Linked DNA regions of Homo sapiens: region 2 is linked to region 1. The links are chromatin contacts, found by Hi-C or POLR2A ChIA-PET in ENCODE. All regions are on one chromosome and are shown on one strand. Each heading gives the region's core, a stretch centred on a gene start or an enhancer-like site at or near the end of the contact. The rest is flanking DNA. Distances are from core to core; before and after follow the strand shown. Region 1 holds the start of TRABD (TraB domain containing). Region 2 holds the start of SCO2 (synthesis of cytochrome C oxidase 2).

Evidence for each region. Hi-C counts contacts between places; a loop is a spot of excess contacts on that map. ChIA-PET counts read pairs that join two places held with the same protein, here RNA polymerase II (POLR2A). Pooled maps may share reads with other maps.
Region 2: a loop to region 1 is called in a map of HL-60/S4, with 3 times the contacts of the local background. The contact joins the promoter of SCO2 here to the promoter of TRABD in region 1. A Hi-C loop is called at or near these places in 6 of 168 maps with a recorded cell type or tissue (B cell, CD14-positive monocyte, CD4-positive, alpha-beta memory T cell and 3 more), 26 of 37 single-sample maps with no recorded cell type and 13 of 50 pooled maps. POLR2A ChIA-PET finds 5 or more read pairs at or near these places in 18 of 52 experiments (B cell, CD4-positive, alpha-beta T cell, CD4-positive, alpha-beta memory T cell and 14 more).

The regions. Positions count from the first base shown.
Region 1 is chr22:50,182,566-50,187,193 of GRCh38, reverse strand. TRABD (TraB domain containing) reads right to left here and starts at 1,281. Exons shown (of 10, transcript NM_001320485.2): 1 at 1,218-1,281. RefSeq lists silencers at 533-842, 1,109-1,478, 1,749-1,848, 2,039-2,108 and an enhancer at 2,994-3,569.
Region 2 is chr22:50,524,348-50,527,226 of GRCh38, reverse strand. It overlaps SCO2 (synthesis of cytochrome C oxidase 2), which reads left to right and starts at 1,629. Exons shown (of 2, transcript NM_005138.3): 1 at 1,629-1,755; 2 at 2,803-2,879. The coding sequence starts at 2,816. It overlaps NCAPH2 (non-SMC condensin II complex subunit H2), which reads right to left. Exons shown (of 20, transcript NM_152299.4): 20 at 2,447-2,879. TYMP (thymidine phosphorylase) reads left to right here. Exons shown (of 10, transcript NM_001953.5): 6 at 1-62; 7 at 489-651; 8 at 751-981; 9 at 1,086-1,226; 10 at 1,309-1,475. The coding sequence ends at 1,457. RefSeq lists enhancers at 1-57, 1-419, 228-527 and silencers at 618-1,447, 1,658-1,957.

The DNA.
Region 1 (4,628 bases), core at 32-2,531:
TGCAGGGGGCCCCACAGGCTCCTGCCACCCACCCACCCTGCCAGGCCCCCTCCTCGGACCCCACAGCATCAGGGCCTCCGGCGAGGCTGGCCAGCATCCCCACCAGTCACACTGCAAGGGCGGCGGCAGCAAGCGGGGAGCAGAGACACACAGCGCAGTGAGCCTGGCGGCCTGCACGGCCTCTTCAGGGACCTGAAAGCTAGGAGGCTTCCATCTGGAGGCTACCGAGGCTGCGGGAGTCCCCGCAGGGAGCTTAGCACCTCCACAAGTTCCTGGTTGTTTCTGGGACGCTAGTGCCCAGACAGCTCCCACTCCATCTTTCTTGTAAGAGTTTTGACAAAGACACACGGCAGCTTCATGATAGCTCAGTTAAAAAGACCTTTTAAGTTTGGGCTGCGCACAGCGGGGGACGATCTGGCGTCCACTTCGCCCATATGGGAACCCCGCTCTGCTCCAATTGAAGGGCAAAGGCACCTACAGAAGAGCGAAGCCCCAGGTTTCAGCGGGGCCGGAGGGGACAACGGGGGTCCGGGGCCTCCCGCTCGGCCTCCCCCAGCACCCCCAGAGACCCGCAGGCCTGGGCCGCCTTCCTCCACTCTCACCTCGGCCGGCTCCACCGCAGGCGGCAGGCGGGGGTGGCTGGGGCCCTCCCGACCCGCGAGGACCCTGGGACTCGAGGTCCGACCCGCGCCTTCCCGCGAGGCCGCCGCTGACCCTCCCCGCCCCAGCCCTGGGGGGCTCCGCTCCTCGGCAGCGCCGCTCCCGGCAGCGGTGGCAGGGGACGCGCGGGGCCTGCTCCCGCCCCAAACCTGACCCGGGCCTGACCCCCACGACCTGCTCCCCCGGCTCCAAAACCTGACCCGGGCCTGGCCCCCCCAACGACCTGCCACCCCGGCCCCCAAACCTGACCCGGGCCCGGCCCCCAACGACCCTGGTCTACCAGCCCCAAACCCTGAATCTGACCCTGGCCTGACCCCCACGACCTGCTCCCCCGGCCCCAAAACCTGAACCTGATCCGGGCCTGACCCCCACGACCTGCTACCCCGGCCCCAAAACCTGACCCGGGCCTGACCCCCCCCGCCCCCGGCCCCCACCCCCCGACTCGGGCTCGCTCCCCCCGCCCCCCACAGTCACCCCGCGGCCCTGACCCGGGCCCGCCCCCCGCTCGGTGCTGGGCCCCGTCCTCACGCACGCGCCGTCCGCGCCGCGCGGCGTACCGAGGCGAGGCAGCGGCGCTCCTCAGCCGGCCTCCATGCGGCGCGGGCCCTCAACGGACGGGGCGGGCTGGGGCCGCGGGGCGGGGCGGGGCGGACGGGCCGAGGGCGCCGGCGGCCGCGTGGCATGCCGGGAAGTGTAGTCCCACGCGCCTCCTGCTTGGCCCCGGCCCGCAACTTCGGACTACACTTCCCAGGGGGTAGCGCGCGGGGCCCCCGCCCCCCCCCCCCCCCCCGGCGCTCCCGGGTCCTAAGGAACATCGGCGCGCACTCAGGAGGGAGGGTTCGAGTCCCGCCGCGGTCACGGCCTTGCGAGGCGCGCCCACGTTCTCTGGTCGCAGCTCCCAAGCTGTGAAATGGGGACAATGCTCGCACGGCGTCCACAGGATGGTTTTCAGTCGAATGATATTGAAATGTAACTGTTCTGTGAGCCGTCAGTCCCGCACGAAAGGGACAGCCGATAGTGGGACGCGAGGAGCCGAGAACACGGGATCAGGGAACGCGCTGCCATGGCCTCGGCCTGGCCCCCTTCCCTCTGGGGATCGGCCTAGTCCGTCCTCCGGGGGTCGGCCCAGAGCGGTCCCCGACCCGGGACTCATGCCTCAGCGGGACCTCGGCCTTGCCGCAGGTTGGGGCACCCCGGGAAGGTCGGGCCCCAGGGGCCCCGCGGCCAGCCTAGCGGACGGAGAACCGGGACCAGGTGGGAGTCTTAGGGCGGGCCGACCCCCGGCCTCACGGACCCGGACGCTCAGTCACTTCCGATCGTCCGGAGGCCTCCAGGGGGACCCGGCTGGCCGCAGCCACGCCGACGCTAGACTCTCGCTGTGCGTGTTCGGCCCCGAGGGCAGGGGGAGACGGCCAGGCCCCACCCGCCGCGCCCGTCCTGCCCGGGCGCCCGGCCCCCTCGCTGTACCCAGCCTCTACCGGGGCGGCCGGGACCCGGCGGCCAAGTTGCTGCGCGCTGCGGGCACCGGCGCGGACGGGGGCCCGGGCGCTTCGCCGCCGCATGCAGACGACTCGCTGCCCGCAAGCTGCTGCGCCGTCCGCCTGCCCCGCTCTCCTGCAATGGTCCGGCCGCGCATCCCGGGCCCACGACTTCCTTCCTCCTCCACGACCCCGGGTTCTTGGCTGACCTGGCGCTGGCGCTGGGCTTAGTGCAGGCGTGGGCCTGGCAATGGTTTGCCTGCGGGCTGCATGCGCGGACCCCACAGCCAGCTCCCCGAAGCTCTGCGCCCACCTCTACGGCCCTGCCCCAGCCAAAGGATCAGGTTCTTGGAGCGGGGCCTGCCCTGGGGCCAGGACTCCAGTCACCGGGGGAGGGCTGCTGTGTCTTCCTGCCAGGCACTGATGAGTTAGTTGGGGAAAGGGGCCAGGTGGGGCCAGCTGGGGAACCATTTAGAAGAGGGAGGAGGGCGCACCTCTCTACTCGAGTGCCCTAGGACTAGCTCCTCTCTGGAGCCACGGGGAGGACCTCAGTGAGGGCTGCCCCACGCAGGAACCTTCAGCGAGCCTGGAAGGCTGACCCAGCAGGCCTGGGGTTGGGGGAGTCCAACGCAGCGCCCAGGCTTGGTCTGGGTCTGCCTGAGGCCGTCCACCAGGACTCCGTGCTGGGGAGCCTGCTTCCTTCCAGGCTCCAGGAAGGGAGGCCCCGGCCCCAGCCCCAGGTTCTGAGGAGCTGCCCCGGCTCGGGTGGCCTGCAGGGGTCCCCTCAGGTCCCTGGTCCTGAGTCTGCAGGTGGTCCTCCCGGGGTGGGGCGGATGGGTGAAAATGCCTGTCCACACGGCAGCAGGCTGGGCTGGCTGCCCACTGAGCATTCTTACACAAGAGGCCCCGCCCCCTCCTACAGCTTCCTGGTCCCCAAATGGCCAGGCCTGGCCTTAGAGAGGCCTCTGTCCTCCTTGGTGAAGGACACTCACTTTGGGCCCTAGGGCCTCTGGTTCACATCCTCTCCATTGATTCTCATTGTTCGCTGCCTTTGTGGTCATTCTGCCTTTCCGACCATCTCGGCCACATCCTCACAGGAGGGCAGCGGGTGGCAGTCGCCCCGGCTCCACCTCACCCATTTCTCAGTGCTGGGCTGGTGTGGAGGGAAGATCCCTGGCCTGGGGGCTGGAGGCCTGGGTTCTCAGTCTTGGCCATCTGGGATGGGTGCAAGGTCCTCCTGGAGCCCCTCCTTCTCCATGAGAGGGACGGTTCTATCCACCTGCCAGGCCTGCTTATGCTCAGGGAGGGGGAGGGGCAGGAGGGGGCACTATTTCAAACCAACGCTGGCCCCCGGGCTGCAGAACGACCCTCTGACTCACCTGGGCAAGGTGGCCAGTTGGGGAGGGGAGAGTGTCCGAGATCCCAGCCCCCGGTGGGCAGCAGACAGTGGAGAAGCAGAACTGCCCTCCGATCCGGCTGGGGTCCCCTGCAGGGCTGCACTAGGCTGTGAGGGGCGAGAAGCAGAAAAGGGGGAGATTGAGTCCTCAGGGAGCGTGCTGGGGAAACTGAGGCAGGACCTCAGCCGCAGGCCCTGGGCCACCACCCACATCTCAGGCTGGGCTTGTCTTCTAAAGTTCTGCTCCCAAGCCTGCTTTTCTCTGGGCAGGCTCTGTCCCTTCTGCCGTGGGGGGCAGGCGGGGTTGCCTTGGGAAGAGGGTCAGGTGGAGGTGGAGGACGTGCACCTGGGGTGCCAGAGCTTTTGAGGCCCTGACGCCGGGGGGCTGGCCATGTGGATGCCCTGTTCCTGGAGCAGCCAGAGGAGGGTTTCTGGAGGTGCCCTGGGGGGAGTGAGGAGGAGTCCTAGGGAGGGTGGGGGCTCTCAGGAACAGAAACAAACTGTGTGAAGCCATTTGTGCTGGGAGGGACCGTCTTGGTCCCCGGCTGGCTTTGTCCTCAAGGGGTGGACCTTGAGGAAGGGCCAAGTCCCATTCGGAGCAGAGTGACAGATCCCACAGAAGCAGGCGTTGGGGCAAGGGGAGGGAGGGAGCCCTATGGGGGAAGGCGGTTGGGGCCGGTTCAGCCCTGACCCAGTGCCAAGGGTGAGCGCCACCCTTTCAGGCCTCTGCCCGCCTGCCTCTAGGAACGTGGCACAGCTGGCAAGGACACAGCCAGAGGAACAGGTCTGGGGATAAGGTGGTGATGTTACCTGGGAGAGGTGGGAGCCAGCGTCTCACTGTAGGACGGACACCAGCTCCCCAGCACGGGCCGCGCAGAGGGAGGGCCAGCTCCAGCACAGGGCAGGGTGCTCACTTGAGGCATGAACCTCTTTCCAGACAGGAGTTGGTTTCATACCTCCTGCCAGGCTGAGGCGCACAGGCGGGGGATGGGCAGTGTGGCTGCTGCCCATGGCCCTGGTCACATTGAAGTCTCCAGGTGGCTCCACCTGAGGCCTCCTGTGTCCCCCGGCTCAGCTCAAGCCCCACCTCGGCC
Region 2 (2,879 bases), core at 380-2,879, 340 kb before region 1:
AGTTCGGAGGGGCCGCCGTCTTCCCCAACCAGGAGCAGGCCCGGGAGCTGGCAAAGACGCTGGTGAGCGGTGTGGCCTTTCCCTGGGCAAGCGTCTTGATGCGGGCCCAGCCTACCCTTCACCCCTCCCGTCCCCACTGCCTCCCTCCACTCAGCAGTCCTGCCTAACCCCAGTCCCACCCTCTTCTGCCCGAAGTCCCTCCCTCCTTCACGGCTTCCTAACCTGCTGTGACTTTAGAGGTCAAGGCTGGCCCGGCCTGGACCTGGGGAAGCCCTCTGTGGCGTTCCTGCCCCAGACCAAGTACAAGTTCCTCCTGGCCCCATGGCGAGGTGTCGCACTTCACTCGTGTCTCTTCCCCACCCCAATCCTTCCCTGACTTCATGCTGGGGGGCTGGCAACCCAGGGTGCAGCAGGGGCTGGAGTTCGACCAAGAACCGGCTGCAGAAGGCCCCGCCATGGGGGGTCCACGCTGAGCCTCCTCTCCGCAGGTTGGCGTGGGAGCCAGCCTAGGGCTTCGGGTCGCGGCAGCGCTGACCGCCATGGACAAGCCCCTGGGTCGCTGCGTGGGCCACGCCCTGGAGGTGGAGGAGGCGCTGCTCTGCATGGACGGCGCAGGCCCGCCAGACTTAAGGGACCTGGTCACCACGCTCGGTGAGGGGGACGGGGTGTAGGGGAGCGGAGGCGGCGGGGGGTGCTTCCCGCTGGGGCCGCCCCGACCCGGCCGCGCCTAAGACCCGTCCCCGCCCGCAGGGGGCGCCCTGCTCTGGCTCAGCGGACACGCGGGGACTCAGGCCCAGGGCGCTGCCCGGGTGGCCGCGGCGCTGGACGACGGCTCGGCCCTTGGCCGCTTCGAGCGGATGCTGGCGGCGCAGGGCGTGGATCCCGGTCTGGCCCGAGCCCTGTGCTCGGGAAGTCCCGCAGAACGCCGGCAGCTGCTGCCTCGCGCCCGGGAGCAGGAGGAGCTGCTGGCGCCCGCAGATGGTGAGCGTCGGGGGAGTCCCCGTCCTTCCGCCTCCGCCATCCCCTTCCCTTCCCGAGGCCCCGCCCCTTCCCGAGCCCGCGCCTCTCAGCCCCTCTCCCCGCAGGCACCGTGGAGCTGGTCCGGGCGCTGCCGCTGGCGCTGGTGCTGCACGAGCTCGGGGCCGGGCGCAGCCGCGCTGGGGAGCCGCTCCGCCTGGGGGTGGGCGCAGAGCTGCTGGTCGACGTGGGTCAGAGGCTGCGCCGTGGTGAGCGCCGCCCCCGCCCTGCTGGCCCCGCACCCCCGCCCAGCTCCGGCCGCGCGGCCTCTAACAGCCCCTCGCTCTGCAGGGACCCCCTGGCTCCGCGTGCACCGGGACGGCCCCGCGCTCAGCGGCCCGCAGAGCCGCGCCCTGCAGGAGGCGCTCGTACTCTCCGACCGCGCGCCATTCGCCGCCCCCTCGCCCTTCGCAGAGCTCGTTCTGCCGCCGCAGCAATAAAGCTCCTTTGCCGCGAAACCTTGTCAGTGCTTGGGCGGGAGCGGAAGGATCCAGGGCTGCGGAGGCGGGGGCCGTCTCGATGAACACGTGACCCCCGGCGGGCTCCGCCTTCCGCGCACGCGCTGAGAGCCTGTCAGCGGCTGCGCCCGTGTGCGCATGCGCAGCTCCGGGGACGCCTGCGCCCTGCCTGTGAGCGTGTGGCGCCCGCTTTCCCTGAGCCGGCGGGGCAGAGCGCAGGGAGCTGGAGGTCGGCGCTTCCTCTCGTGCTTGGTCCACTGACGCGCGGCCCCGCCGCGAGGTGCGGACGCCGGGGCTGGGAGGGGAGGAGGTAGCCCTGAGGACTCGCTGGACTCCGGGGTAGTTTCCCAGCTCCGGCTACTGCGCGGGGCTGGCGGGGCACACCCCAGGGCGCGCTGGAGGCCGGAGCGAGGCTGGGGCGCCCGTGGGAGGCTCCCAGCAGGCACCGGTGTTCTCGCGGCCAAGCACAGTTATAACGCGCTCGCGCGGCGCTTCGAGTGGTCCTGGAACCTTTCTGGCCACGAGGGCGCTGGCCTTGCTGGGGAGGGCACAAACCCAGAACCGCCCGGGCGGGGGTGCAGTGAGTCCTCGGGAGGGTGCCCTCAGCAGGAGGGGGCAGTGACCGGGAGTCCTGAGACCTCCACCTAGCAAACCTTCTGCGGGGGCCCGTGGGAAAGGCTCAAAGGTCACCAACGCAAAGGCAGGGCGTCGGCTGTGAGCCCGGAGGAGCTGCTGGGAAGCCTGGATGTGAGGAGGGTGGGGTTTTGTGGCGGGTGGAAGTGTCGTGCGTCTCTGCCAGGAGAGGTTAAACACAGCCGGCGGGCAGAGTCTGAGCTCCGGGGGTAGGTCGTGCAGGTTTTCTGCTGGGAGTGTGGAGGAAGGCCGCGGTTGGTTGAAGTGGCTGGAGGTAACAGGAAAGTGTTGGAGGAATCGGTTGCTCTCGGGGATTGCAAGCCAGAGAGTTACCCACCTCCTTTTAAGAAATGGGTTTATTGCAAATAGATAACGTGGTTAGTTCAGGCAAGGCATGCACTTGGAATGCTTTCCGTCAGCAAGAGGTTCACCTTGCTGAGGTGCAGGTGCAGGGCAGGGTGCGGTGACAGGCTGGTGATCCCAGGTAGAGGACAGGAGTGACAGGTGTGGTTGCCCAGGTGTGGATGTTTGGTGGAGGTGGAGTTCTGAGCTCAGGTGAGCAGCTGCAAATGCCTGTTAAGCCTGAACGTGGGCTGGGTCCTTCAGATGGGTGGCTGGTCTCAAGTCGCAGGGGCAGCCCAGGCACTGTCCTGGGCCTTCCCTTCTGGCTCCTGACGCCTGTGCTTGTTTCCAGGAGCATCAGATCCATGCTGCTGCTGACTCGGAGCCCCACAGCTTGGCACAGGCTCTCTCAGCTCAAGCCTCGGGTCC